Linked DNA regions of Homo sapiens: region 2 is linked to region 1. Evidence: read pairs that join two places in POLR2A ChIA-PET (ENCODE). Cell type or tissue: GM12878. All regions are shown on one strand. Each heading gives the region's core, and the rest is flanking DNA. Links, peaks and the distances in the headings are about the cores only.

Evidence for each region. ChIA-PET counts read pairs that join two places held together with the same protein. Peaks named below come from ENCODE experiments on the same cell type or tissue, not always from the same donor. Only the 100,000 strongest peaks of a DNase experiment are listed, where the experiment ranks them.
Region 2: POLR2A ChIA-PET joins it to region 1 with 5 read pairs; 2 of 35 experiments call an interaction of 5 or more read pairs at or near these places.

The regions. Positions count from the first base shown.
Region 1 is chr14:52,746,892-52,762,993 of GRCh38, reverse strand. It overlaps STYX (serine/threonine/tyrosine interacting protein), which reads right to left. Exons shown (of 11, transcript NM_145251.4): 4 at 12,214-12,311; 5 at 6,383-6,443; 6 at 5,639-5,675; 7 at 5,212-5,251; 8 at 5,070-5,120; 9 at 3,240-3,312. Among named protein-coding and RNA genes, the nearest start is that of STYX, 25 kb to the right of the region's middle. RefSeq lists a silencer at 10,915-11,066. In GM12878, for the core only: no CTCF peak of the experiment used is centred there; no DNase peak of the experiment used is centred there.
Region 2 is chr14:52,371,340-52,387,441 of GRCh38, reverse strand. No RefSeq gene overlaps it. Among named protein-coding and RNA genes, the nearest start is that of PTGER2, 65 kb to the right of the region's middle. In GM12878, for the core only: no CTCF peak of the experiment used is centred there; a DNase peak (open chromatin) is centred at 6,881.

The DNA.
Region 1 (16,102 bases), core at 5,993-10,992:
TTGAACCCAGGTGGCAGAGGTTGCAGTGAGTTGAGATTGCACCACTGCAGTCCAGCCTGGGCAACAGAGCAGAAGACTCTGCCTCAAAAAAAAAAAAAAAAAAAAAAAAAAGAAAGAAAGAAAGAAAGAAAGAAAAGAAAAAATCAAACCGATACACCAAATGAAGAATGTTGTCTGAGAACTGGTCTATTGTCAAAATATATGAATGAATGAAATAATGAATAACTGAATTAGATAAAACATTATGGTCAGATATTTCACAGGTGCCATATACTAATGCATTAAGAGACAAGTAACTCCAATCTAATTTAAATTGATCCATGGCACAAAGAGAAATGGAAAGCTTCCACTAAAAAATGAGAACACTGTGACAGAGATAGTAAAACCAGAAAAGGATAGTACAGAAAAAAAAAAGAAAGACAAACCAATTTACTATTTAACTGATTCCAAAATCCTGAACAAAAAGATTAGCAAATACAATCCAGCAATACATTAACAGAACAGTCTATCATAACCAAGTGGGATCCATTGCTGGACCAAAAGGATGATTCAATATTAGGAAATCCAATCTAATGTGATCCAGTAACTCAAGTCACCATATTAACGGTTCAAAAACTAGAACTAGCCATTCCATAAGCACCTTAAAAAAGAAAACTTCAAACTTCTAAAGGACATATCAGAATTTGGTATAAAATAAAAATGATATTTCAAATCGGTAGGCTATAAATAGATTTCCATAATATAAAAAGAGCTCTTACAAACCGGTGAGAGGAACACCAACAAATGATCACAAAAATCTGATAAAACATTTTTGGGCCAGGAGTGGTGGCTCACGCCTGTAATTCCAGCACTTTGAGAGGCCAAGGTGGGTGGATCACCTGAGGTCAGGAGTTCAAGACCATCCTGGGCAACATGGCAAAACCCTATCTCTATTTTTTTTTTTCTTTTGTGACGAAGTCTTGCTCTTGTTCCGCAGGCTGGAGTGCAATGATGCCATCTCGGCTCACTGCAACCTCCGCCTCCCGAGTTCAAGCAATTCTCCTGCCTCAGCCTCCCAAGTAGCTGGGATTACAGGCACCTGCCACCACGCCTGGCTAATTTTTGTAATTTTAGTAGAGACAGGGTTTCACGATGTTGGCCAGGCTGGTCTCAAACTCCTGATCTCAGGTGATCCACCCACCTCAGCCTCCCAAAGTGTTGGGATTACAGGCGTGAGCCACCACACCCGGCCATCCCATCTCTATTAAAAATACAAAAATTACCTGGGCGTGGTGGCACGTGCCTGTAATCCCAGCTACTTGGGAGGCTGAGGCAGGAGAATTGTTTGAACCTGGGAGGTGGAGGTTGCAGTGAACCGAGATGGCGCCATTGCACTCCAGCCTGGGTGACAGAGCAAGACTCCATCTCAAAAAAAAAAAAAAAAAAAACTTTTGGCTACTGGTGTTAATTAGGGTAGGAGGAAATAGGCACTCGGAGGAATAGGCACTTTTTGTTTCCTGGTGATATAAGTTTATTATTACTTCATCTTTTTTGGAGGCAATCTGGAAACATCTATCAAATTTCAAAGGCACTGGAATCCACCAATTCCACTTCAGTTACCTTACAGGTATATTCACACAGATGTACCTATCAGGATATTTCCAATATTCTTTTTTTTTTTTTTTTGACACGGAGTTTTGTTCTTGTTGCCCAGGCTGGAGTGCAATGGCATGATCTCAGCTCACCACAACCTCCGCCTCCCAGGTTCAAGCGATTCTCCTGCCTCAGCCTCCTGAGTAGCTGGGATTACAGGCATGCATCACCACATCCAGCTAATTTTGTAGTTTTAGTAGAGATGGGGTTTCCCCATGTTGGCCAGGCTGGTCTCGAACTCCTGACCTCAGGTGTTCCACTCACCTCGGCCTCCCTAAGTGCTGGGATTACAGGTGTGAGCCACTGAGCCAGGCCAATCTTCTTAAACATATGTATATACTATTCTTTCAAATACAAAAATTAATTTTAAAAAAGAATGTTTTTACACATTTGAAAACAAGTAAGAGCATTATTGGATTGTTTGTAACACAAAGGATAAATGATTGAGGGGATGGATACTCTATTTTTCCATGATGTGATTATTACACATTGCATGCCTGTATCGAAATACCTAACCTACTATGTATCCACAAAAAAAAGAAAAGCTTAAAAAATAGTTTAAAAAAAATGAAAAAAAACAATGTTTTCTACAACATGGTAAAAGGCAAAGAAACTTACAAAGTTAGAAGACAAACATTTTACATGAACAGGCTGAACACAGATGACACTGTTTCTCTTTTGAATGTAGTAAAAATTAAAAGTAAATTAAATATTAAAATAAAATTTAAACCTTGGTAACTATAACAATATATTTTGTAATAAATATTCTTGATGTTGAAACATGAGCTTTATTCCTACATAATTGGATGTAATTAGCCAGAGCACATTCTGCAGCCTATGATTTTGCCTCTTGGAATAAACTGAGCAACGTGGTCTAATTAGGTTAATTCATAGACTTATCATCTTTGTCAGTGCATCTGCCAGGCATCAACAAAATATGAAACAACATGGAAAAGATAAACATAGAATAGAAAAAGCTGTTATAGTTAGTATACTTAGAATCAAAACTGTCTTATGCTCTGTGTGATCAAAATGAACAACAAAAAAAAATCAGACATTTCTAACAGCAATTATTTTACTTTAGATTTGATAATGTGTCTTTAACCCTTTTTTCTTGGTAATGCCAGCCTTTAAGAAAAAAAAGTTTTTTTAATTTTTTAGGGATGGGGTCTCACTCTGTGGGCCAGGCTGGAGTGCAAAGGCACACTGTTCACTGTAGCCTCAAACTCCTGGGCTCAAGCAATCCTCCCATCTCAGCCTCCTGAGTAGCTGGGACCACAGCCATGCACCACCATGACTGGCTAATTTTTTTTTAATTTTTTATTTTTTAGAGATTGGGTCTCACTTTGTTGCTCAGGCTGATCTCATACTTCTGGCCTCAAGCAATCCAAATGCCTTGTTCTCCCAAAGTGCTGTGATTATAGGTATAAGCCACCACACCCAGCCAAGAAAATACTTCTAAATAGAGATATAAACTTGAATAAAGCATCAAAGTAGTCAGATTATGGCAATTTTAAGTATTCACAAAGTAAATTGTACACCTAAATTACATGTATAAAAGATTTTATATCTTACTTCTGATTGCCTTAAAGAGGAAGAAAAGTTACCTGAAGTTGATGGACAAATCCAGCATTAGGATTAATACAAAATCTTCTTTCTTGAACATAAGCAAAAGCATCTCTGAAAACAGAAAAAGAGTGTTAATGTGATAGCATTATTTAATGAATTAATCATAATCATACAACTTAGCAATAGAGAGGGGTAATGAGTTGTAATGGAAAAAGCATGATGAGATTAAATATCACAATTCCTTTTCTCACCAGCTATATGCTTACGGCAGCTTGCTCAACTTCTCTAAGCTCTATTTTGTCCATTGGTAAAATGAAGAGTCTAATAACACCTACCTTGGGGAACTACTATGAATAGGAGGTAAGTGTAAAGTGGCCAGGTGCAGTGGCTCTTGCCTGTAACCCCAATCCTTTGAGAGGCCAACACAGGAGGACTGCTTGAAGCCAGGACTTTGAGACCAGCCTGGGCAATGTAGTAAGACCCCATCTCTACAAAAAACTTAAAAATTAGCCAGGCACAGTGATGTGGTATAGTCCCAGCTTCTTGAGAGGCTGAGGTGGGAGGATTACTTGAGTCCTCAAGTCTGAGACTACAGTGAGCTATGATTGTGCCACTACACTCCAGCCTGAGAAACAAAGGAAGACCCTGTCTCTAAAATAAATATATAAAATGTAAGCATTTTGTGCATATAGTACAAGTTCAAGCTCAAAATACTATCACTGGTTAAAGAGGTTTATTTACTTTTGTTATGAGGCTTAAAGTGCCTATAATAGTACTGAGCTCATAGCAGAGACCCAATAAATACAAGTTATTTCCAACATTAATGGTCTGACAAAATTCGAAATAATAAAAACAATATATAAAACATAAAGTCCATCAATACATGTTTAATCTTTTTTCAATTAAATATTTGTATTCTGGCTGGGTGCAGTGGCTCACCCCTGTAATACCAGCACCTTGGGAGGCCGAGGCAGGTGGATCACAAGGTCAAGAAATCGAGACCATCCTGGCCAACATGGTGAAACCCCATCTCTAATAAAAATACAAAAATTAGCCAGGCGTGGTGGTGTGCACCTGTAGTCTCAGCTACTAGGGAGGCTGAGGCAGGAGAATTGCTTGAATCTGGGAGGCGGGGGTTGCAGTGAGCTGAGATCGCACCACTGCACTCCAGCCTGCCAATAGAGCAAGACGCCGTCTCAAAAATAAATAAATAAATATTTGTATTCAAATAATATTCCTTTAAGAATAGATATTTTTAAGCAAAGTTATCCATTCTAATTTAGATATAAAAGGGGACTGAAATAGAAAGATGTGTCAATGATTACTATAAGATTTCTAATTTGTAGAACAAGAAAAGCTGAGAAAGGAAATACTGTACACTGGCCAGGCTTTTGCTTTGTCTTGGGGCAAGAAGCTCATTACCACCCCCTATCTTTTAAAAAATCTATACAGAATGCTTGGAAAAGATGATTTTTGATAAGAAAGACTACTCTGAATTGTAAATAGATGCTGCAAACAATTCCTAGGTAATTTTTCATCCAACTATTGTTAAAGGAGAACATGATAAATTAGCCCTTTAAATAAGGCAAGCACTAACATTTGTGGTCACGAGTTTTTATACTCATACCAACCAATTCCCTTGTGGTAGGTAAGTAGTTTTCCATAGGATTTCCATATTAGCCTATGCATATCTATACAAGTAGATAAATTAGGTTAAGACTAATCATGGAATAAGGGCCTGCCTAATCAAACATGACTACATGAAAAATAATCAGGGGAATAAGAACTTCAAACTTCCAAACTATTCCCATTAAGTTTCATTTTAATGAGAATTTAAACTGTGGCTAGGTTTTAGGGTATTTTCTTACCTGTACTTCATTCCAAATGTTTCCATAATGTATGCAATAACAAAGGCTGCACTGAAGAGGGGAAAATAATTTTAAAAACAACCAGAAAATACAGCCCATTAATTAAATGTTATAGAAAGAAAGATTATTTCTAACTTCATACCTTCTGGAGATCCCTGCATTTCCATGCACAAGAACTTTTCCTGAAAAACATGAATTCATTATTCTAATAGAAAAACACCTGAGTCAGTAGCTGAACTACATTGAAACCACAGTAAAGTAACTCCTTATATACTATAATCACTTGGATATCTTCAAATCTTTACAATTTGTTATTATCAACTGTGTAGAGAATATAGCAGACTCTTATTAAAGAAACTGAAAGCTCACAGAGAATTTGAAAACAGTCTACAGGGATACTCCAGAAAGCCTATCCAAATGAAACAAGTAATTGGGAAAATACAAATTTGGGAGTAAGCTACTACATATAATTGTAACTTCCATATCCTGCATTTAAGACAAATACCAACTAAAAAATTAACAAATAATCAAAATATAAACATTAGTTAAGGAAAGGAAATGTTATTTACCTCCCATTTGTAAGCTCCCATCAATAAATTCCTTAGTCTGGAGGCAAAAGACATGTGGATTAATGTAAGCATAAAATAAATGCATATAATGAAACAAAATGAAACCTATTGAAAACAATTTCCTAATTTATATGTATAAAAATTATTTTGATTCACCAATTTCCAAAATGCTATAAATAGAACTATTACAAGTCCAAAAAAATTAAAGAAGCCAAAATTTAATTTAAGTCCAATACATTCACAATATGATTCCTCAAATTTCTGGAGATCATAAAAAATTTTCTACAAATAATTCTTTTAAAAACACAATCACATAATTTTCAGTCATAGCAAAGTAAAAGTAGCAAGCTTTACAAGCACAATTAAAGGGGCTGGGCACGGTGGCTCACGCCTGTAATGCCAGCACTTTGGGAGGCTGAGGCAGGCAGATCACCTGAGGTCGAGAATTTGAGACCAGCCTGATCAACATGGAGAAACCCCGTCTCTACTAAAAATACAAAATTAGCTGGGCATGGCGGCTCATGCCTGTAATCCCAGCCACTTGGGAGGCTGAGGCAGAAAAATCACTTGAACCCGGGAAGCAGAGGTTGTGGTGAGCCAAGATTGCGCCATTGCACTCCAGCCTGGGCAACAAGAGTAAAACTCTTGTCTCAAAAAAAAAAAAAAAAAAAAAAAAAAAAGCACAACTAAGAAGTCAAATCATAAATAAATTTTAAATGATATTTAAAAAATACTGGTACCTACCATAGGGAAAAAACGTATTATATTTTCAACTGGATTATCTGCAATATCCAGGACTAAATATCTGAAAATAGAGTATTTTGTGATAAGCACACTTTAAGTAAAACACTTAAGGTACTTTAAAAAAATAACTCATTATTTCTTGTTAACCATGGCAAGAATGCAAAACAACTTTCAAAGTATCATATTCCCAAGAACTGTGTGGTAGATTTTACATTGCTTGAAGGCATTAAAACCTGAAACACCATGTTAACATCTCTGATATTTAAGTATTTAAAAAATCCATCAGGCTGGGCACAATGGCTCATGCCTATAATCCCAGCAAAAAGAAACTCTTTTGGGAGGCCAAGGTGGGAGGATCACTTGAGCCCAGGGATTCGAGACCAGCCTGAGCAACAGAGGGAGACTCCATCTCTACAGAATATTAAAAAATTAGCTGGGTGTCGTGGTGTGCACTTATAGTCCCAGCTACTAAGGGGGCTGAGGTAGAACTGTGTGAGCCTGGAAGTCAAGGATATAGTAAGCTGTGATTGGGCCACTGCACTCCAGCCTGGGTAACAGAGCAAGATTCTTATCTCAAAAATAAATACATATTTTATTTGCATATAATGAACCATCTGGTTAAAATAGAAAAATCACAAGCAGGAAGATACATTCCTCTAGATTAGAGTGGACCTAGAAATAAAGACAAAAGTACCTGTAATCGTTATGTTATTCTTTTATTTCTACCAATTTCTCTAAGACCAGAAGATTGTTCTCTAAGTGGTCCTGTGACTCCTGCTCATGAACCTACAGAGGACATTTCAGAGGAAGTCCAAAGTCTAAGAGAACGAACAAATAAAAACGGAAGGTATGGTCTATGGAACCAGGAGTCAAACATTCACTGTTTGAACTCATCTTTAGTAAAGGGGAAAAAAAAAAAAAAAAAAAACTAGCTGAGAGAGCACCTGTACTGAATTTTACACTTTACAAAATACTTAAAAGGCATTTTAAATATGTTAGCTTATTTTTGTAAAAAACTTCCATTTCTAAGCGTTTCTAAGACCACTGTTTATTAACACAACTATAGGCAATTAGCTAAGTTATTAAATTAGTTTTAAGAACAATTTTGCACTAAAAAATACAGTTTTTCAATGATCATTTAGGTGGTAACAACTTCAAAGAATTCAGGACTTTAATACAGAGAAGCTGAGGCTGAGCATGGTGGCTCATGCTTGTAATCCCAGCACTTGGGGAAGCCGAGGCAGGTGGATTGCCTGAGGTCAGGAGTTCAAGACCATCCTGGCCAACATGGTGAAACCCCATCTCTACTAAAAATATAAAAATTAGCCAGGCATGGTGGTGCACACCTGTAATCCCAGCTACTCAGGAGGCTGAGGCAGGAGAATCACTTAAACCCGGGAGGCAGAGGTTGCAGTGGGCCAAAATTGTGCCACTGCACTCCAGCCTGGGTGAAACAGCAAGACTCTGTTTCAAAAACAAAAAAAAAAAAACAAAAAAACAAACAAAAAAAAACACAGAAGCTGAACCTCAGGATCTGAGGAAAATCCAATATTTAACCTACAAGGATTTCGACAATGACTGTATCCTGAAGTGACTGGGTATTCCAGTTACATAAAATAATGCTTCAGGGGAAAAATGTTAACTCAGAATGAAATTAAATATTTTAACGCATAACATTTTCAGTGTCAAGCACTGCTAGTAGAACTATCAATCTCTAAGAAGCTAGTATTGTAAAAGTTTAAGGAGAAATGGTTCTTCCATTAGGATAAAGAACCTGCACAAACAACATTATAATTTAAAACAAAAAGTCTGTACACATTAGAAATGAATAGTATGATTTTTTGGCTTTTTTGTTTTTTCTTAAGATTAGTTTCACCTTATATAGTTTGATATTTTAAAATACAACATTCTCATTTTCTTTAATAATTCTATGCATATATACGTAAATACACATACACAACAGAGAACGATTTAAAAGGAAATATTCCAAATGTTAACAAAAGTGTTTTCTCTGAATTGTGGAACTGTAGATGATTTAAATATTTTTCTTGGTGTCATTCTATACCTTCCGAAGTACTTATAAAGAATAAGTGTTTCATGGCCAGGTGTGGTGGCTCATGCCTGTAACCCCAGCACTTTGGGAGGCTGAGGTGGGTAGATCGCTTAAGCTCAGGAGTTCAAGAACAGCCTGGGCAACACAGCAAAACCCCATCTCTAGAAAAAAAAAAAAAAAATTAGCCCGATCCGGTGGTGCACCTGTAGTCCCAGCTACTTGGAAGGCTGAGGCAGGAAGATTGCTTGAGCCTGGGAGGTCAAGGCTACAATGAACAGAAATCATGCCAATGCAATCCAGGCTGGGCAGCAGAGAAAGATCCTATCTTTGAAAAAAAAAAAAGTATTTCTTTCATAATTATAAAAAATTCAGGCCGGGCGCAGTGGCTCACGCCTGTAATCCCAGCACTGTGGGAGGCCAAGGCAGGCGGATCACGAGGTCAGGAGTTTGAGACCAGCCTGACCAACATGGTGAAACCCCGTCTCTACTAAAAATACAAAAATTAGCCAGGCGTGGTGGCACATGCCTGTAATCTCTGCTACTCAGGAGGCTGAGGCAGAAGAATTGCCTGAACTTGGGAGGCAGAGGTTGCAGTGAGCCCTGCATTCTAGCCTGGATGACAGAGCGAGACTCTGTCTCAAAAAAAAAAAAAAAAAAAAAAAAAAATCAGTGTTTTGGGATATTCCTTTTTAATAACTAGTTTTAATAAACTAAATATGGTGTAAAAAAAAAACACTACAAAAGTAAAGAGTCAGCCCTCCATATCCAAGAATTTCATACCTGTGGATTCAACCGACAACAATAAAAAACATTAACAAAAAATAAGGTAAAATACAACACTAAAAATAATAAAAATAAAATCCAATACTATTCACACAGCACTTACACTGTACTAAGTATTAGAAGTAATCTAGAGATGATTTAATGTATATGAGAGAATGTGCACAGGTTATATGCAAATATTACACCAGTTTATATAAGGGACTTGAGCATCTGAGGATTTTGTTATTCATGGGGGTTCCTGGAGGCAATCCCCCATGGATATCAAGGGTACCATGAAAAATATGTCCCTCGGCTGAGCGTAGTGGCTTACGCCTGTAAATCCCAGTGCTTTGGGAGGCCGAGGTGGGCAGATCACGAGGTCAGGAGTTCGAGACCAGCCTGGCCAACATGGTGAAACCCCGTCTGTACTAAAAATACAAAAATTAGGCCAGGTGCGGTGGCTCACACCTGTAATCCCAGTGCTTTGGGAGGCTGAGGCAGGTGGATCAAGAGGTCAGGAGTTCAAGATCAGCCTGGCCAAGATGCTGAAACCCCGTCTCTACTAAAAATACAAAAAAAATTATCTGGGAGTGGTGGTGGGCACCTGTAATCTCAGCTACTTAGAAGGCTGACGCAGAGAATTGCTTAAACCTGGGAGGCGGAGGATGCAGTGAGCCGAGATCATGCCACTGCACTCCAGCCTGGGCAACAGAGCGAAACTCTGTCCAAAAAAAAAAAAAAAAAAAAAATTAGCTGGGTGTGGTGGCACATGCCTGTAATCCCAGCTACTCAGGAGGCTGAGGCAGGAGAATCGCTTGAACCCAGGAGGCAGAGGTTGCAGTGAGCCAAGATCACACCACTGCACTCCAGCCTGGGTGACAGAGTGAGACTCCATCTCAAAAAAAAAAAAAAAACAACAACAACAAAAAAAAACAAAATTAAAAACGAAAGAAAAATACGTCCCTCTACCATCACAGGCCCTGAATTTTCCTTCTTAGAAGCAATCACTATGAAGTTTCTAGCCTCTTGGTCCAGAAATTTTCTATGCATATATTAAGAATAAATATATGGAATGTAGTATATATATATTTACTCAACACATTGCAAATATATACATTGTTCCACACCCTGCTTTATTCATGTAATGCATTATCTTGGAGATCATCCCAAATCCAAACACATACATATATTTCATTCTTTTTCATGGTTACATAGTATTCTATTATATGTTCACACAATGTATTTTAGAGTATGTATCTTGTATTTACAGATATTTATAGATTGGTTTCATTGTAAAAATAAAGCAGAGCATTAAATTTTTTTTTTTATTTTTGAGACAGAGTCTTGCTCTGTCGCCAGGCTGGAGTGCAGTGGGGCAATCTTGGCTCACTGAAACCTCTGCCTCCCAGGTTCAAGTGATTCTCCTGCCTCAGCCTCCTGAGTAGCTGGGACTACAGGCATGTGCCACCACGCCCAGATAATTTTTGTATTTTTAGTAGAGACGGGGTCTCACTGTGTTGGCCAGGACAGTCTCAATCTCGACCTCGTGATCCACCCTCCTCAGCCTCCCAAAGTACTGGGATTATAGGTGTAAGCCACAGCGCTGTTTTTTTTTTGTTTTGTTTTGTTTTGTTTTTGAGACGGTGTCTTGCTCTGTTGCCCAGGCTGGAGTGCAGTGGTGTGATCTCGGCTCACTGTAACCTCTGCCTTCTGGGTTCAAGCAATTCTCCTGCCTCAGTCTCCTGAGCTGCTGGGATTACAGGCATGTGCCACCACGCTCAGGTAATTTTTGTTTTAGTAGAGATGGGGTTTTGCCATGTTGGCCAGGCTGGTCTCGAACTCCTGACCTCAGGTGATCTGCCCACCTCGGCCTCCCAAAATGCTGGGATTACAGGCGTGAGCCACCGTGCTGGCCTAAAATATTTTTAACATATATACTTTTACATAGATATTGAAGGAAGAAGCTGCCTCCCAGGATAGGAGCAAGGTGGCTTGGGTTAAGAGAAAAAGTAGAGTTACTTTCATTATATATGTTTACATATCCTTTCACTTTTGTACCATGCGTAATATACTCTATTTTAAAAATGAAGTTAAAATAAAGAACATTAAAAACCATTACATGCTCAACTGAACTTACAAGATAAATAAGAACATCAAATGAGATACCATTTTTACTCCATTAGACTTTGAGAAATTAAAAATGTTTCACAATTCCGTCTTGGAGAGATACTAAGGGAAGAGTCACTCTCACATACTTGATAATGGGAATGTACACTGATACAACGCACTGGAAAACAATCTGCAACATCTATCAAAATTTAAAATGTTCATACTCTTATATCCAGCAATTCTGCAAATAAGCCCTATCAATATGCTCACATATAAATTGAGTAATATGTACAATGATAGTCACTATATGCTATACATATTAGTACAAGGCCAGAAACAATCTAAATATCTAACAGACTAATTGAATAAATTTTAGTATAGCCATACAATGGATTACAATGCAACTTAAAAAGAATAAGCAGTTTGATATACATACCGATATAAACCAATCTCCAAAAAATATAAAGTAAAAAAGAAAGCCAATGTAAAAAAAAATTTATCTATAAGACTATGCTCATAAATTTAACCTAACACTCAAAAACTACCCAATAAAGAGGTAACAGTAGATGCTGTTTCCCTAAACCTATCCCCTAGATACTCAATTCCTTTATCCCTCAAGAGATAAAATAATGTACACTAAAACCTATTTTTCAGTATACATTATTTTTAAATTCTTTTTTATTTTTACTTTCCCAGAAACTTCTTGACAATATACACTCTTTTGAACCTTTAGAATTCTGCATTATGGGCATAATTTATTTAAGTATTTTAAGTAAAATTTATTTTAAAAAACTATGTACTATATGACCCATTTTTACAAACTAGATATGTACAGAAACAACTGATGGTACAAAACCTGAAATGAAACTTCATTAAGTGTTTTACAAATCATAGCAATAATTCTTACCTAAATAACTGCTGAAAGTTTGGTTTAATAAAGTTTGCTTCAATATTTTGTCGTATGCATATTATATGGGTTATTCCATGTTTCTGTAGTACAGGTAGCTGTATAAAAAAAAAAGCAGGGGGAGGACAGGGAAGATAAATATTTTAAAATATCAAACATCATCTTACTATATAACACAGATGTTTGAAAATACACAGAACCCACATCTCTGCTTAAGTCCAGGGAATTAAAGCTAATTTTATAATATACCTGAAGTGGGCAGCAAGATATTTCAATGATTCAAGATTAATACATTAATGTCCTCAAAAGGTTAACAGGGATATTTCATACCTACAATTTTAGAGCTTGATGGAACCTTTATGTAAGATGTTTGGCATAGCACCTGGGACACACAGCAAGTGTTTAATAAATGGTAGTTAATATATATTGACTGCAATCTTTATTGTTTAGAGAGAACCACTAAGACATAAAACAGTTACATTACCAAATACTTGGACATCACCGACCTAGTTAACAGCAGTACTGGAACCCAAATCTCTAGACAACTCCTTGCCTCTCCCAGTATACTTTAAGAGTCAGAATTAATTTACATACTTCACAGAATCTAATTAACCTTTTACCATTTAAAAATTTTCCTGAAGTTAAAAATGGCAACTTCAATGACATCTTATTATATTCAATACAGGTTGAGTATCCCTTATCTAAAATGCTGGTCCCAAGGTAGGACCAGAAGTGTTTCAGATTTCAGATTTTGAAATATTTGCATATACATACTCAGATGTCTTGGGGATGGTATCCAAGTTTAAACACAAAATTCATTTATGTTTCACACACACCATATATACTCTGAACGTAATTTCATACAGTCATTTGGTGCATGAAACAAAATTTTGACAGTGACCCATTACATGGGGTCAGGTGTGGAATTCACTTGTGCTGTCATGCTGACACTCAAAAAGTTTCACTTTGGAGCATTTCAGATTTTTCAGATTAGGGATACTCAACCTGTAGTGCTTTTGGCTCCATACTTAAAGCAATTTAACATGACAATTCTAGAAATTACCAGATAATAAGTTTTCATTTGCTAGTGATAAGTTTAAGTGAGTTTATAGATGTTATTTTATTACCTAGAGCATTAAGTTCCATGACAGAAAAGATTTTTATTTGTTCACTGATACATAGTATGTGTAAAATGTATAATACAATTCACTTAAGTATCAAGTATGTATAACTAGTTAAGTTGTTCAATAATTACCTGTTCAATAAATGAACTAACAAGTCACGATGGCATGAGAATCAGATAACCTTGAATTTCTTGACACATTGTTTTAAATCCTATATATTTAATTCCCATTTTCTGCATTTTAAATAGTACAAAACAGTAGCACTAATAATTCATGAGCAAAGTAAAAAAAAATAATTTATATGTGTTATGAACTAAATGTTTGCATCACCTCAAATTCTTATGTTGAAATCCTTACCCCCAAGATGTGATGGTGGAGTCTCTGGAAGATAATCAGTTTTAGATTGAGGTCATGAGGGTAGAAACCTCCATGACAGGATTGTACCCTTGTAAGAAGAGGCAAGAACTCGTTCTCTTGGCCGTGTGAGGATACAGCAAGAAGGGAGGGATCTGCGAGCCAGCAAGAGGGTCCTCACCAGAGCCGGACCATGACTGTGGACTTGCCAGCCTCCAGAACTCAAATAATCGTCTGTTGTTTAAGCCACCCTGTCTATGGTATTTTGTTTGAGCAGCCTGGGCTAAGACAATATAATTTGCAAGTTTTAAGTGTTAATTTCTGCAGCAAGTTTTATGTCAGCATAGATTAGAATTCAATTATCTTTGTATTTCTTGAGTATAACTTGAGTTAGGGAAAGTGAGATAAGCATTTGGTAAGATTAATAATTAACCAATGTTCTATATTGAGATTTGTGCCAATTTCCACAACAAATTCAACATTAAGTCCTTCGTTTACACTTGATGCCTATGGAGTTTTCCTATCTACTTTATGAATGTGAGAAAGCACAAGACGATGCACATAATTATGTATAAATATGCTTAAACAAGTTTTGAAGGCCCAATAGACTACTACTAAATAAAAATAAACTATCAAAATAGAGCCCTAACGTAACAGCGAATAGATTTTGTACTTTTCAGAGGCAGATCTGCAATTACTTTTGCACCAACCTAATATGAAGCAAATTATGACCTTACCTCACATTTAAAAACAGTAGAAAAACTTTACAAAAACAAACCGTTTACTAATTACAAAGGCCCTAAATTTGTCCCTTTTATTTAAACTGTATTTGAATTTAATAAAAAGATATACTTAAGTAAATGTGGCCAGCATAGCCAGACTCCATCTCTACAAAAACTTTGAGAATTAAGCCAGGCATGGTGGTGTGTGCCCGTAGTCCTGGCTACTTGGGAGACTAAGGTGGGAAGACAGCTTGAGCCCAGGAGTTTGAGGTTACAGTGAGCTATGAGAGCGCGCCACTGTACTCCAGCCTGGGTAACAGAGCAAGACCCCACTCCTCTCCCACAAAATAATAACAGTAAATGAGTGTTTAAAAAGGAGTTTATCCATTTAGGTTTATCTCCATTATTATTTTTTGTTGTTGTTTTTAGATAATGGTATGAAAAGAAATATGGGCTATATTATGGTTACCTAGGGTGGGAAATAAACTGCCACAGAGGCTTTTCCTGTCTAATAAGACCATGGTGACATTTCAAGAAAAGAAGTTTTGAAGAACTAGACCTTTTTTTGTGCGTGTTTTTGTTTCATTTTGAGACAAAGTCTCACTCCGTCAACCAGGCTGGAGTACAGTGGTGCCATGTTGGCTCACTGCAACTTCTACCTCCCAGATTCAAGCAATTCTCGCGCCTCAGCCTCGCGAGTAGCTGGGATTACAGGTGTGTACCACCATAACCAGCTAATTTTTGTATTTTTAGTAGAGACGGGGTTTTGCCATGTTGGCCAGGCTGGTCTCGAACTCCTGGCCTCATGTAATCCGCCTGCCTCAGCCTCCCATTGAGGAGATAGACCTTTAAACAAATACTTTAATTTAATGTGATAAATACTGTATGTATATTTATAAAGTACAGTGGGAATTTCAAAAATGTAAATTATCTAAAACCATCTGGAAGACTAGTACTTGGTGAATAGCAAATTATATGGACAATAACCTTGTTTACATCTGTCTTTTACAAAATAAATTACGGCTATGTCTATAGTTACCTGCCCTATCCTTTCCCTAGTACTTATTTTTACTAACTCCCTATCTTTCCAACTAAGCAAAAATCATCAAGATGACCAGGTTTACTCTTAGCCATGTCTCAACTGTCAAAAAAATCTTCCAGTTTCAAAATCAATGACCTTTTAAAACCGGTTAAATTCCTAAGAACATCAAATTAAATTATGGATATATCAAACACAATTTAAGTATACTGACTTCTGAATAGGCAAAGTATTGGGGAAAGACATCTATGATATGTTCCACGTTGTAACTCAAAGAGAATTAGTAGCATTGAATCTTTTAGAAGTGGCAAGAACATTGCTATATTTATTAAAATGAGATCTACCTATTTTAACTGCAACTGAGTAAGTCCATTAAAGTTTGACTATGTAGAATATCTATACGGATTGAATATCCCTTATTTAAAATGCCAGGGACCAGAAATATTTCAGAGTTTGGATTTGTTTGTTTTGCCTATTTGCATTATACTTATAATTGAGCATCCCTAATCCAAAAATCCGAAATCCGAAATACTCCAGTGAGGATTTCCTTCGAGTGACATACTGGTGCTCAAAAAGTTTCAAATTTCAGAGCGGGGATACCAACTAGCTCTCTAAAGTCTGGCTGGCAAAACAGAACTAAGGTGAATGAC
Region 2 (16,102 bases), core at 4,071-9,070, 370 kb after region 1:
CATCTATTTGATTCATCTCTCTTTTCTTCTTTATTAGTCTTGCTAGTGGTCTATCAATTTTGTTGATCTTTTCAAAAAACCAGCTCCTGGATTCATTGATTTTTTGAAGGGTTTTTTGTGTCTCTATCTCCTTCAGTTCTGCTCTGATCTTAGTTATTTCTTGCCTTCTGCTAGCTTTTGATTGTGTTTGCTCTTGCTTCTCTAGTTCTTTTAATTGTGATGTTAGGATGTCAATTTAGATCTTCTCTTGTGGCCATTTAGTGCTATAAATTTCCCTCTACACACTGCTTTGAATGTGTCCCCGAGGTTCTGGTATGTCGTGTCTTTGTTCTTGTTGGTTTCAAAGAACATCTTTATTTCTGCCTTCATTTTGTTATGTACCCAGTAGTCATTCAGGAGCAGGTTGTTCACTTTCCATGTAGTTGAGTGGTTTTGAGTGAGTTTCTGATTCCCGAGTTCTAGTTTGATTGCACTGTGGTCTGAGAGACAGTTTGTTATAATTTCTGTTGTTTTACATTTGCTGAGGAGTGCTTTACTTCCAACTATGTGGTCAATTTTGGAATAGGTGTGATGTGGTGCTGAAAAGAATGTATATTCTGTTGATTTGGGGTGGAGAATTCTGTAGATGTCTATTAGGTCTGCTTGGTGCAGAGCTGAGTTCAATTCCTGGATATCCTTGATAACTTTCTGTCTCGTTGATCTGTCTAATGTTGACAGTGGGGTGTTAAAGTCTCGCATTAGTATTGTGTGGGAGTCTAAGTCTCTTTGTAGGTCACTAAGGACTTGCTTTATGAATCTGGATGCTCCTGTATTGGGTGCATATATATTTAGGATAGTTAGCTCTTCTTTTTGAATTGATCCCTTTACCATTATGTAGTGGCCTTCTTTGTCTCTTTTGATCTTTGTTGGTTTAAAGTCTGTTTTATCCGAGACTAGGATTGCAACCCCTGCCTTTTTTTTGTTTTCCATTTTCTTGGTAGATCTTCCTCCATCCCTTTATTTTGAGCCTATGTGTGTCTCTGCACGTGAGATGGGTTTCCTGAATACAGCACACTGATGGGTCTTTATCTAATTTGCCAGTCTGTGTCTTTTAATTGGAGCATTTAGCCCATTTACATTTAAGGCTAATATTGTTATGTGTGAATTTGATCCTGTCATTATGATGTTAGCTGGTTATTTTGCTCATTAGTTCATGCAGTTAATTCCTAGCCTTGATGGTCTTTACAATTTGGAATGTTTTTGCAGTGGCTGGTACCGGTTGTTACTTTCCATGTTTAGTGCTTCCTTCAGGAGTTCTCGTAAGGCAGGCCTGGTGGTGACAAAATCTCTCAGCATTTGTTTGTCTGTAAAGTATTTTATTTCTCCTTCACTTATGAAGTTTAGTTTGTCTGGATATGAAATTCTGGGTTGAAAATTCTTTTCTTTAAGAATGTTGAATATTGGCCCCCACTCTCTTCTGGCTTGTAGGGTTTCTGCAGAGAGATATGCTGTTAGTCTGATGGGCTTCCCTTTGTGGGTAACCTGCCCTTTCTCTCTGGCTGCCCTTAACATTTTTTCCTTCATTTCAACTTTGGTGAATCTGACAATTATGTGTCTTGGAGTTGCTCTTCTCGAGGAGTATCTTTGTGGCGTTCTCTGTATTTCCTGAATTTGAATGTTGGCCTGCCTTGCTAGGTTGGGAAAGTTCTCCTGGATAATATCCTGCAGAGTGTTTTCCAACTTGGTTCCATTCTCCCCATCACTTTCAGGTACACCAATGAGACATAGATTTGGTCTTTTCACATAGTCCCATATTTCTTGGAGGCTTTGGTCGTTTCTTTTTATTCTTTTTTCTCTAAACTTCTCTTCTCTCTTCATTTCATTTATTTCATCTTCCATCGCTGATACCCTTTCTTCCAGTTGATCGCATTGGCTACTAAGCTTGTGCATTCGTCACGTAGTTCTTGTGCCGTGGTTTTCAGCTCCATCAGGTCCTTTAAGGACTTCTCTGCATTGGTTATTCTAGTTAGCCATTCATCTAATTTTTTTTCAAGGTTTTTAACTTCTTTGCCATTGGTTTGAACTTCCTCCTTTAGCTCAGAGTAGTTTGATCTTCTGAAGCCTTCTTCTCTCAACCCGTCAAAGTCATTCTCCATCCAGCTTTGTTCCATTGCTGGTGAGGAGTTGTGTTCCTTTGGAGGAGGAGAGGCGCTCTGATTTTCAGAGTTTCCGGTTTTTCTGCTCTGTTTTTTCCCCATCTTTGTGGTTTTATTTACCTTTGGTCTTTGATGATGGTGACGTACAGATGGGTTTTTGGTGTGGATGTCCTTTGTGTTTGTTAGTTTTCCTTCTAACAGTCAGGACCCTCAGCTGCAGGTCTGTTGGAGTTTGCTGGAGGTCCACTCCAGACCCTGTTTGCCTGGGTATCAGCAGCGGTAGCTGCAGAACAGCGGGTATTGGTGAACCACAAATGCTGCTGCCTGATTGTTCCTCTGGAAGTTTTGTCTCAGAGGAGTACCTGGCTGTGTGAGGTGTCAGTCCGACCCTACTGGGGGTTGCCTCCCAGTTAGGCTACTCGGGGGTCAGGGACCCTCTTGAGAAGGCAGTCTGCCCGTTCTCAGATCTCAAACTGTGTGCTGGGAGAACCACTGCTCTCTTCAAAGCTGTCAGACAGGGACATTTAAGTCTGCAGAGGTTACTGCTGCCTTTTGTTTGTCTGTGCCATGCCCCCAGAGGTGGAGTCTACAGAGGCAGGCAGGCCTCCTTGAGCTGTGGTGGGCTCCACCCAGTTCGAGCTTCCCAGCCGCTTTGTTTACCTACTCAAGCCTAGGCAATGGCGGGTGCCCCTCCCCAAGCCTCACTGCCACCTTGCAGTTTGATCTCAGACTGCTGTGCTAGCAATGAGCGAGGCTCCGTGGGTGTAGGACCCTTGGAGCCATGTGCGGGATATAATCTCCTGGTGTGCCATGGTGAGGCGATGCCTCACAATGCCTCACCCTGCTTCGGCTCATGCATGGTGCACTGCACCCACTGTCCTGCACCCACTGTCCAGCACTCCCCAGTGAGATGAACCTGGTACCTCAGTTGGAAATGCAGAAATCACCCGTCTTCTGTGTCGCTCACACTGGGAGCTGTAGACTGGAGCTGTTCCTATTTGGCCATCTTGGCTCCTGAATTTGATCTTGTCATTATGTTGCTAGCTGGTTATTTTGCCCACTAGTTGATGCAGTTTCTTCATAATGTCGATGGTCTTTACAATTTGGTATGTTTTTGCAGTGGCTGGTACCAGTTTTTCCTTTCCACATTTAGTGCTTCCTTCAGGAGTTCTCGTAACGCAGGCCTGGTGGTGACAAAATCTCTCAGAATTTGCTTGTCTGTAAAGGCTTTTATTTCTCCTTTGCTTGTGAAGCTTAGTTTGGCTGGATATGAAATTCTGGGTTGAAAATTCTTTTCTTTAAGAATATTGAATATTGGCCCCCACTGTCTTCTGGCTTGTAGGGTTTCTGCAGAGAGATATGCTGTTAGTCTGATGGGCTTCCCTTTGTGGGTAACCTGCCCTTTCTCTCTGGCTGCCCTTAACATTTTTTCCCTTCATTTCTACCTTGGTGAATCTGACAGTTATGTGTCTTGGGGTTGCTATTCTCGAGCAGTAACTTTGTGGTGTTCTCCATGTTTCCTGAATTTGAATGTTGGCCTGCCTTGCTAGGTTGGGGAAGTTCTCCTGGATAATATGCTGAAGAGTGTTTTCCAACTTTGTTCCATTCTCCCTGTCAGTTTCAGGTACACCAGTCAAACATAGGTTTGGTCTTTTCACATAGTCTCATATTTCTTAGAGGCTTTGTTCATTCTTTTTATTCTTTTTTTCTCTAATCTTGTCTTCATGCTTTATTTCATTAAGTTGATCTTCAATCTCTGATATCCTTTCTTCTGCTTGATCGATTCAACTGTTGATACTTGTGTATGCTTCACGAAGTTCTTGTGCTGTGTTTTTCAGCTCCATCAGGTCATTTATGTTCTTCTCTAAACTGGCTATTCTAGCTAGCAATTCCTCTAACCTTTTATCAAGGTTCTTAGCGTCCTTGCATTGGATTAGAACATGCCCCTTTAGCTCGGAGGGGTTTGTTATTACCCACCTTCTGAAGCCTACTGTCAATTCATCAAAGTCATTCTCCATCCATTTTGTTCCCTTGCTAGCGAGGGGTTGTGATCCTTTGGAGGAGAAGAGGGATTCTGGTTTTTGGAATTTTCAGCCTTTTTGTGCTGGTTTTTCCTCATCTTTGTGGATTAATCTACCTTTGGTCTTTGATGTTGGTGACCTTCAGATGGGGTTTCTGTGTGGATATCCTTTTAGTTGTATTGATGCTACCCTTTCTGTTTGTTAGTTTTCCTTCTAACAATCAGGCCTCTCTGCTGCAGGTCTGCTGGAGTTTGCTGGAGGTCCACTCCAGACCCTGTTTGCTTGGGTATCACTAGCAGAGGCTGTAGAACAGCAAAGATTGCTGCCTGTTCCTTTCTCTGGAAGCTTCATCCCAGAGGGGCACCCACTGGATGCCAGTCGAAGCTCTTCTGTATGAGGTGTCTGTCAACCCCTGCTGGGAGGTGTCTCCCAGCCAGGAGGCATGTGGGTCAGGGACCCACTTGAGGAGGCAGTCTGTCCCTTAGCAGAGCTTAAGCACTGTGCTGAGAGATCCACTGCTCTCTTCAGAGCCGGCAGGCAGAACATTTAAGTCAGCTGAAGCTGTGCCCACAGCCACCCCTTCCCCCAGGTGCTCTGTCCCAGGGATATGGGAGTTTTCTCTATAAGCCCCTGACTGGGGCTGCTGCCTTTCTTTCAGAGATGCCCTGCCCAGAGAGGAGGATCTAGAGAGGCAATCTGGCTACAGTGTCTTTGTGGCACTGTGGTGGGCTCCGCCCAGTTCAAACTTCCCAGAGGCTTTGTTTATATGGTGAGGGGAAAACCACCTACTCAAGCTTCAGTAATGGCAGAGCCCCTCCCTCCACCAAGCTGGAGTGTCCCAGATTGACTTCAGACTGCTGTTCTGGGAGCGAGAATTTCAAATTAGTGGATCTTAGCTTGCTGGGCTCCATGGGGGTGGGATCCACTGAGCTAGACCACTTGACTTCCCGGCTTCAGTCCCCTTTCCAGGGGAATGAATGGTTCTGTCTTGCTGTCATTCCAGGTGTCACTGGGATATGAAAAAAAACCAAAAAAAAAAAAAACCTCCTCCAGCTAGCTCAGTGTCTGCCCAAATGGCCACTCAGTTTTGTGCTTGAAACCCAGGGCCCTGGTGGTGTAGGCAGCCAAGGGAATCTCTTGGTCTGTGGGTTGCAAAGACTGTGGGAAAAGCATAGTATCTGGGCTGGAGTGCACTGTTCCTCATGGCACAGTCCCTCATGGCTTCCCTTGGGTAGGGGAGGGAGTTCCCCGACTCCTTGCATTTCCTGGTGAGGTGATGCCCCATCCTGCTTCTGCTCACCCTCCATGGGCTGCACCCACTGTCTAACCAATCCCAGTGAGATGAGCCAGATACCCTAGTTGGAAATGCGGAAGTCACCCACCTTCTGCATTGATCTCATTGGGAGCTGCAGACCGGAGCTGTTCCTATTCGGCCGTCTTACCAGCCACCCTTCTCATCTTTAAAGAGTTAATAATGATTAAATCAGTGAATTAATGTAAAGTACTTAGAACAATGATTAGCACATAGTAAGCAATCAGTGTGTGTTAACAATAATGTTAGTGATCCCTTTATCAGTGTTGAGGATCTATCTCAAAATTTAAACCAGTGACACATGGTGGACTATCTTAGTCCATTTATGTTACTATAAAGGAATACCTGAGGCTGGGTAATTTATAAAGAAAAGAGGTTTATGTGTTTCATGGTTCTGCAGGCTGTACAAGAAGCTGGTGCCAGAATCTGCTTCTTCTGGTGAGGGCTTCAGGCAGCTTCCACTCATGGCAGAAGGTGAAGTGGAGCTGGCATATGCAGAGATCACATGGTGAGAGTGCAAGCAAGAGATAGAGAAGGAAGTGCCAGGCTCCTTTTAACAATCAATTTTCACAGAAACTAATAAAGGAGAAACTCATTCATTCCCCCTCCCCCCATACCCAGGGTGGGGATTAATCTGTTTATGAGAGATCCGCCCCCATGGCCCAAACACCTCCCATTAGGCCCTACCTCCAACATTGGGAATAAAATTTAAACATGGGGTTTGAGGGAACAAACAAGCAAACTGTAGCAGTGAACCATCTTTAGAGGCACTAATAATAATCCAGTGTCTGAATAGAAGAGGCTGAGAGTGAACATGGTAGCTTAACTGAATGTTACCTCTACCTAGTCTCTGCCAGTGCCAGCAAGACCTCTACACACTGGCACTGCTCTGAGCCCCCACTACCTCTGGAAACACTTCTACAGGTGGTGATAACTGGGAGTGGAGGGCTAGGGAGGTTGGTTTTGTTTATGGCGAAAGAAGAAATACGAATGGAAATGGGATAACATGAAAACATCTTCCAAAATAGTTTAAGAAACTGATTTTATACATAAAAGACTTGGAATTAGGGAGCCATGTCTATAAACATGGAATTTAAGGAGTGAGAGGAGAATGAAGAATCAAAGAACAAGCAATCAAAGAGAAAGGAGACAAACCAGAGAAGGTGCCCTTATGGAAGCCATAAGAAAAACTGTAAGCAGAAGAAGAGATTTGTGATCCAGCTGAATACCTGATCCCCAACATCAGAACTTGGGATCTTCCACCTATAGTTTATCAAACATTTCTCACAAACCCTAAGAGTCTGTGACTCAGCCAACTCTTTCAGAAGGTTCTTGTGGTCTTACTCATTATTAGTAAACTCTCCTGCCCACTCACCCCACTTCAGAACTAGAAAGTTGACCATTAACCTCAGATAGCCCCAGTTCATGCAATACCCAGCACTACCCTTCTTCCTGCAACTAGTCTGTTTTCTGCTGCCTTCCCAAAGCAGAAGGAGGTCTCTAGCACAGTGGTTAGGAGCTGGGCCCTGGAGCTACACCAAAGCAGAAAGGCCAATTTAGTATATAGTCATGATGATTTCAAAATTACAGCCATGTATTTTGAACTCTTTGCATTTTGAAATGATGTCATCCTTGTTGCTTAATTGGTAGAATTTCAGTTTTCTCTCCTTTCTCAGCTCTGCTTTTCCAGTTGCATTTAATATGTGGTGAACTGATGTTTAGTTGCTGATTCATGATGGTCCCCTGACCAAGTCACTTGACCCTCTGTCCTAAGCTTTTTATCCAGGAAATTGCCAATTAATTTTTAATAAAATATCTCAGAATGATCCTGTAAAACAAACATATCCCAAGGACTTCTAAATCTATTTAAGACTCTCCTCCTTCCTCTCTGAGGCTGCCATATTTTTCCTTTCCCTAACTCGCCTTCTTGCATCTTCCTAAATGTGGCCACATCCTGGGGCTCAAGTTGTGGCTCTCGGCTCATCTCTCTTGTTATGGACTGAATGTTTGTTTCCTCCCTCTCCTCTCCTCCCTCAGAATTCATATGTTGAAGTCCTAATCTCCAATGTAATAGTATATGGGGGTGGGGTCTTTGGGCGTTAATTAGGTTTAGGTGAGGTCATGAGGGTGGATCCCCCATGATGAGATTATTCCTCTTATAAGAAGAGGAGGAGACGTCAGAGCTCTCTCTCCCTCCACATGAGCACACACAAAAAAGAGGTCATATGAGCACACAGTGAAATTGTAGGACAAGAAGGAGGCTCTTACCAAGAACAGAATCTGGTGTACTTTGATCTTGGACTTCCCAGCCTCCAAAACTGTGAAAAATGAATTTGTTATTTTATTTGTTATTTAAGCCACCCAATCTATGGTATCTTGTTATAGCAGCCTGTGCTAGGACATGTCTCATAGTATTCATTTATTTTGAGGCCTTTATCTATCTCCTCTATGCAGTTTTCTTCCAAATCTATATCTCTGCTCTTCTCACCTGAATTTTGTTCTAGATTTTTCATTGCCTCCATTCAAGTGTTGTGCTTTCAGTGCAAGCTGAACACATTCAGACGCAACATGGTTCTGTCTACAAATCACTGAGACTCTTGTCTGACTTTTCCCTTTTCCTCACCCTTAGATACATTTAATTGACAAGCCCTAAAGATTTTGTTCACTCTTTTGGGAAGTATCATATTCTGCCTCTAAAATGGTCCTTATTAGACTATAATTCCCTTTTGGTTGTCAGCTTTTGAGGATAAGGACTACTATATCTTAACTTTAAATCCCTATTTAGCAGGCATGCAATAAATATTTGCATTTACTAGTTGTGTCACAAAGAGTGTTTCATGCTTAAATACATTTGTAAAGCCCTAAGTCAAAGGTAATTGCAGTTCCTTATTCCTTATTAGACCATTAGTGGTTATCATTAATTCCTAAAAGAGGCCTCATAGTATGCAAGTCTATTCAAAATTACTTGATCTTAGGATCCATTTTTCACAGCACCAATCTGCATCTCCCTGAACAAAAAGTTCTTGAAACAAAGTTTGTGAAATGTTGTGTTAGGATAATTGATTAATTATTCACCTACAAAAATACAAAATACAAAAGTAAAATCCACACGGATTAAAATGTTACATATAAAATATAAATACAGAGATAAGGCAAGATGGCAGATAGGAGGCAGGACTAGCTTGCGCTCCCGCTTGGACAGAGCAGTGTGTGAAGACTCACATTGTGAACTTTTGCTCCAAGAACCACCACAGGAACATACCAGAAAAGCCGAGAGAATCCAAAGACCCTTTGAAGGAACTGGGTCACTGCTGCAGGTTCCCTGAAATGCTGAAAAGCTGTTTGCTTGCTTTCTTAGTGGAGAGACTTCATGGTCTGGGGAAAGTTCTCAGCCCTGGTCACCAGCTCTCTGGAAATAGACTCGGTGCTGTTGATGGGGAGCACGGTAGTAGTGAGAGCAGACTTTCGGACTGTGGGCTGTGTGTGAGTGGGGTGAGGCCTGTGACTGCTGGCTTTCCTCCACTTCCCTGGCGACTTGTATGACTCAGCAGAGGCGCCATATTCTCCCGGGAATATAACTCTTATTGGACTGGGCACCACACCCCCATCCCCGACAGCAGCCGCAGCAAGCCCTGCCCGAGGAAGGGCTGAGCTAAGACACACCTATCTCTGTGACTACCTGGTGATCTTTCTCTGCCCACCCTGGTAGCTGAAGACAAAGGACATAATCTCTTGGGAGCTCTATTGCCCTACCCACTGCCCAAGAAATCTGAATACTTAACCAGGTGTCCCTAGGGCAAATTTGCATCCTCCCTGTAGGCCCATAGCTGATGTGCTCTTGAAAGCGCCACCTCCTGGCTGAAGGCCAACCAACACAAAACCAGTGCACTAAACAAAAACACAACCAAGGACCCTCACAGAGTCCACTTCACCCCGCTGCTACCTCCACCAGAGCAAGTGCTGGTATCCACAGCTGCAAGACCTAAAGACAGATCACATCACAGGACTCTTTGCAGACATTCCCCAGTACCAGCTCATAGCTCTGCTGGGTGGCTAGACCCAGAACATCAAAAACGATCACTACAGTTTGGTTTATACCATTCCTAGGAGAAGGGGGAGAACACTACATCATGGGAGCACCCTATGGGACAAAAGAATCTGAATAGCAGCTCTTGAATCCCATATCTTCCCTCTAACATAGTCTACCCAAATGAGAAGGAACCAGAAAAACAATTCTGGTAGTATGACAAAACAAGGTTCTTTAATACCCCCAAAAGATCATACCAGCTCACCAGCAATGGATCCAAAGCAAGATGAAATATCTGAATTGCCAGAAAAAGAATTCAGAAGATTGATATCAAGCTAATCAAGGAGGCACCAGAGAAAGGTGAAGCCCAACTTAAAGAAATTTTAAAAAAAGATTATATAGTTCATGAAAGGAAAATTATTCAGTGAAATAGATAGCATAAATAAAAAACAATCACAACTTCTGGAAATCAAGGAGACACTTAGATAAGTGCAAAATACACTGGAAAGTCTCAGGAGTAGCATTGAGCAAGAAGAAAGAACTTCAGAGGTCAAAGACAAGGCTTTTGAGTTAATCCAATCCATTAAAGACAAAGAAAAAAGAATAATAAAAAAAGCCTCCAAGAAGTTTGGGACTATGTTAAACATCCAAACCTAAGAATAATTGGTATTCCTGAGGAAGAAGAGAAATTTAAAAGTTTGGAAAACATTTTTGAGGGAATAATCGAGGATAACTTCCTTGGCCTTGCTAAAGACCTAGACATCCAAATACAAGAAACTCAAAGAACACCTGGGAAATTCATCACAAAAAGATCATCACCTAGGCACATAGTCATCAGGTTATCTAAAGTCAAGACGAAGGAAAGAATCTTGAGAGCCGTGAGGCAAAAGCATCAGGTAACGTATAAAAGAAAACCTATCAGATTAACAGCAGATTTCTCAGCAGAAACCTTACAAGCTAGAAGGGATCGGAGTCCTATTCTTTAGCCTCCCTAAACAAAACAATTATTAGCCAAGAATTTTGTATCCAGCAAAACTAAGCTTCATAAATGAAGGAAAGATACAGTCTTTTCCAGGCAAACAAATGCTGAAAGAATTTGCCACTACCAAGTCAGCACTACAAGAACTGCTAAAGGGAGCTCTAGATCTTGAAACAAATCCTTGAAATACACCAAAGTAGAACCTCCTTAAAGCATAAATCTCACAGGACCTATATAACAATAACAAAATGAAAGAAAAAAAAACAAGGTATTCAGGCAACAAATAGCATGATGAATAGAACAGTACCTCATATCTCAATACCAACATTGAATGTAAATGCCCTAAATGCCCCACTTAAACGATACAGAATTGCAAAATGGATAAGAATTCACCAACAAGTTTCTGCTGTCTTCAGGAAACTCACCTAACACATAAGGACTCACATAAACTTAAGATAAAGGGGTGGAAAAAGACATTCCATGTAAATGGACACCAAAAGGAAGCAGGAGTAGCTATTCTTATGTCAGACAAAACAAACTTTAAAGCAACAGCAGTTTAAAAAAGACAGAGAGACATTATATAATGATAAAAAGACTAGTCCAAAAGGAAACTATCACAATTCTAAATATATATGCACTTAACACTAGAGCTCTGAAATTTGTAAAACAATTACTACTAGACCTAAGAAATGAGATAGATGGCAACACAATAAAAGTAGGGGACTTTATTACTCCACTGACAGCACTAGACAGGTCACCAAAACAGAAAATCACCAAAGAAACAATTAACTTAAACTATACCCTAGAACAAATTGACCTAACAGATATTTACAGAACATTCTACCCAACAACTGCAGAACATTCTTCTCATCAGCATGTGGAACATTCTCGGAGATAGACCATATCACGGGTCACAAAACAAGTCAGTAAATTTAAGAAAATCAAAATTATATCAAACACTGTCTCAGATCACAATGGAATAAAATTGGAAATCAATTCCAAAAAGAACCATCAAAACTATACAAAGATATTGAAATTAAATAACCTGCTCCTGAGTGATCGTTGGGTCAACAAAGAAATCAAGATGGAAATTTAAAAATTCTTTGAACTGAACGATAATATTGATACAACCTATGAAAACCTCTGGGACACAGCAAGAGCAGTGCTAAGAGGAAGGTTCACAGCATTAAATGCCTACATCGAAAAGTCTGAAAGAGCACAAATAGACAATCTAAAGTCACACCTTATAGAACTGAAGAAACAAGAACAATCCAAACCCATACCCAGCAGAAGAAAAGAAATTACGAAGATCAGAGCAGAACTAAATGAAATAGAAACAAACAAACAAACAAAAACCAAAAGATAAATGAAACAAAAAGCTGGCTCTTTGCAAAGATAAATAAAATTGATAGACCATTCGTGAGATTAACCAAGAAAAGAAGTGAGAAGATCCAACTAAACTCAATTAGAAATGAAATGGGAGATATTACAACTGATACTACAGAAATACAAAAGATTATTCAAGACCACTATGAACACCTTTACATGCATAAACTACAAAATGTAGAGGACACAGATAAATTCCTGGAAATATACAACCCTCCTGGATTCAACCAGGAAGATATAGAAACTCTGAACAGAACAATAACAAGCAGTGAGGTTGAAATGGTAATTTAAAAATTACCAACAAATAAAAGTCCAGGACCAGACAGATTCACAGCTGAATTCTGTCAGACATTCAACGAAGAATTGGTACCAATCCTATTGACAATATTTCAAAATATGGAGAAAGAGGGAATCCTCTTAAATAATTCTATGAGCCAGTATCACCCTAATACTAAAACCAGGGAAGGACATAACAAAAAAAGAAAACTACAGACCAATATCCCTGATGAACATAGATGCAAAAATCCTCAACAAAATACTAGTGAACTGAAACTAACAGCACATCAAAAAGATAATCCTCCATGATCAAGTGCATTTCATACCAGTGATGCAAGGGTGGTTTAACATATGCAAGTCAATAAATGTGATACACCACATAAACAGAATTAAAAACAAGAATCACATCATCATCTCAATAGACATAGAAAAAGCATCCCTTTATGATTAAAACCCTCAGCAAAATCAGCATAGAAGGGACATACCTCAAGGTAATAAAAGCCATCTATGACAAACACACAGCCAACATTATACTGAACAGGGAAAAGTTGAAAGCATTCCCCCAGAGAACTGGAACAAGATAAAGAGGCCCACTTTCACCACTTCTATTCAGCATAGTACTGGAAGTCCTAGTCAGAGCAATCAGACAAGAGAAAAAAAGGGGCATCCAAATCAGTAAAGGGAAAGTCAAACTGTTCCTGTTTGCTGATGATACGATCATATACCTAGAAAACCCTAAAGACTCATCCAAAAAGCTCCTAGAACTGGTAAATGAATTCAGCAAAGTGTCAGGATACAAAATGAATGTACATAAATCAGTAGCTCTGCTATACACCAGCAGTGACCAAGCTGAGAATCAAATCAGGAACTCAACCCCTTTCACAATAGCTGCCAAAAAATAAAGATACCTATGAATATACCTAATCAAGGAGGTGAATGACCTCTACAAGGAAAACTACAAAATACTGCTGAAAGAAATCATGGATGACACAAACAAATGGAAACACCATCCCATGTTCTTGGATGGGTAGAATCAATATTGTGAAAATGACCATGCTGCCAAAAGCAATCTACAAATGCAGTGCAATTCCCATCAAAATGCCACCATCATTCTTCACAGAACTAGAAAAAACAATCCTAAAATTCATATGGAACCAAAAAAAGAGCTCACATAGCTAAAGCAAGACTAAGCAAAAAGAACAGACCCGATTCATCACATTACCTGACTTCAAACTATACTATAAGGCCATAGTCACCAAAACAGCATGGTACTGGTATAAAAATAGGCACATAGACCAATGGAACAGAATAGAGAACTCAGAAATAAAACCAAATACTTACAGCCAACTGATCTTCAACAAAGCAAACAAAAACGTAAAGTGGGGAGAGGACACCCTATTCAACAAATGGTGCTGGGATAATTAGCAAGCCACATATAGAAGACTAAAACTGGATCCTCATCTGTCTCCTTATATAAAAACTGACTCAAGATGGATCAAAGACTTAAATCTAAGACCTGAAACCATAAATATTATAGAAGATAACATCGGAAAAGCCCTTCTAGACATTGGCTTAGGCAAACACTTCATGACCAAGAACGCAAAAGCAAATGCAACAAAAACAAAGATAAAGAGATGGGACTTAATTAAAAAGCTTCTACACAGCAAAGTAAATAATCAGCAGAGTAAACAGACAACCTACAGAGAGGGAGAAAATCTTCACAATCTATACATCCAACAAACAACTAATATCCAGAACCTACAAGGTACTCAAACAAATCATCAAGAAAAAAACAAACAATCCCATCAAAAAGTGGGCTAAGGACAAAAATAAACAATTCTCAAAAGAAGATATATAAATTGCCAACAAACATATGAAAAAATGCTCAACATCACTAATGATCAAGGAAATGCAAATCAAAACCACAATGTGATACCACTCCTGCAAGAATGGCCACAATAAAAAAATAAAAAAATAGTGGATGTTGGCATGAATGTGGTGAAAAGGGAACACTTTTACACTGTTGGTGGGAATGTAACTAGTACAACCACTATGGAAAACAGTATGGAGATTCCTTAAAGAACTAAAAGTAGGCCGGGCGTGGTGGCACATGCCTGTAATCCCAGCACTTTGGGAGGCCGAGGCGGGTGGATCATTTGAGGTCAGGAGTTCAAGACAAGTCTGGCCAACGGTAAAGCTGGTAAAACTCCAGCTCTACTAACAATACAAAAATTAGCCGGGCATGGTGACATGTGCCTGTAATTCCAGCAACTCAGGAGGCTGAGGCAGGAGAATTGCTTGAACTTGGGAGGCAGAGATTGCAGTGAGCTGAGATCGTGCCACTTCACTCCAGCCTAGGTGACAGAACGAGACTCCATCTCAAAAAAAAAAAAAAAATGTAGATCTACCATTTGATCCAGCAATCCCACTAATGGGTATCTACCCAGAGGAAAAGAAGTCATTATATGAAAAAGACACTTGCACACGATGCCTGTTTATAGCAGCACAATTTACAACTGCAAAAACATGGAACCATCCCAAATGCCCATCAATCAACGAGCGGATAAAGAAAATGTGGTATATATATACAATGGAATACTACTCAGCCATAAAAAGGAACAAAATAATGGCATTCACAGCAACCTGGATGGAATTGGAGTCTATTATTCTAAGTGAAATAACTGAAGAATGAAAAACTAAACATCACATGTTCTCATTAGTATGTGGGACATAAGCTATGAGGATGCAAAGGCTTAAGAATGATACAATGGACTTTGAAGACTCAGGGGAAAGGGTGGTGGGTGGCAAGGGATAAAAGACTACACACTGGGTATAGTGTACACTGCTCGGGTGATGGGTGCACAAAAATCTCATAAATCACCACTAAAGAACTTATTCATGTAAACAAACACCACCTGTTCCCCAAAAACCTATTGAAAAAAAATTTTTTTAAATACATACATACATATATGTGACTGCCAAAAAACTATAGGAAAATATAAGTGATTATTTCTCAGTTTTGTTGTGGGAAAGTTTTTCTAAGCATAACATGCATAGCAGAAACCATAAAAGGTTAACATATTTGACTATATTCAGTGAAAAAATTTAATGTTTCTGTACATTATAAAAACTATAAAATTAAGTCAAACACCAGAAGGTAGAAAATTGTGATTAAGACATTTGAAATGTATATGCAAATAAAGAAATTATATCATTATCCATGCAAGTAACTTAAAATATATGAAAAAAGATGAATATTCCAAAAAAATGGGCAAAAGACAGAACAAGCAATTCACAAGAGAAGAAATACCAGAGGTTAACATTTGGGAAAAAATTCAACCAGCTATGCACGTAGTGAAATACAAAGTAATATAAAAGATTTGATGAGAAGTAGGGGAAATAGACACTGTTGCATTGCTGCTGGAGTACCAAATTTGTATAATCATTTGTGAGTAATTTGGCAATATTTATTGAAAGTTTTAAAAAGTGTGCTTCTCCTCTCACCCCACAATTCCATTTAAAGGAATTCATAGTAAGATAATATTCAGACAAGTATTAAAAAATGAATGTACAAGGATGTTCATTATAATATTGCTTAAAGTAGTAAAAGATTAGAAATAGCCTAACTGTCTAATTCCAAGGTAGAATTTTTCAGGCTAAGTTTATTTCTGGATTAGGAATTAGTGGTAACCTGATTTTTTTCTTTGCACTATTTTTTGTGTTTTCATACTTTCAAAGTCCAGCATGCATTATTTTTTAAATTAGAAGTAAGTGACTTTCAGTTCTTTTTAAAAGCAGGCAATTCACATATAATGTAACACGCAAGTTTCTGGATGAGGGAATGGCATTTACTAGCTTGAATATCTGAAAACCTCACTGTTTTCATATCTTAGTTCCCCTTTTAATTTTCATTTCCAATTCTTTCCCTTTTCCTAGTAAAACACAGAGAGAAGGGTCTTCTAGATG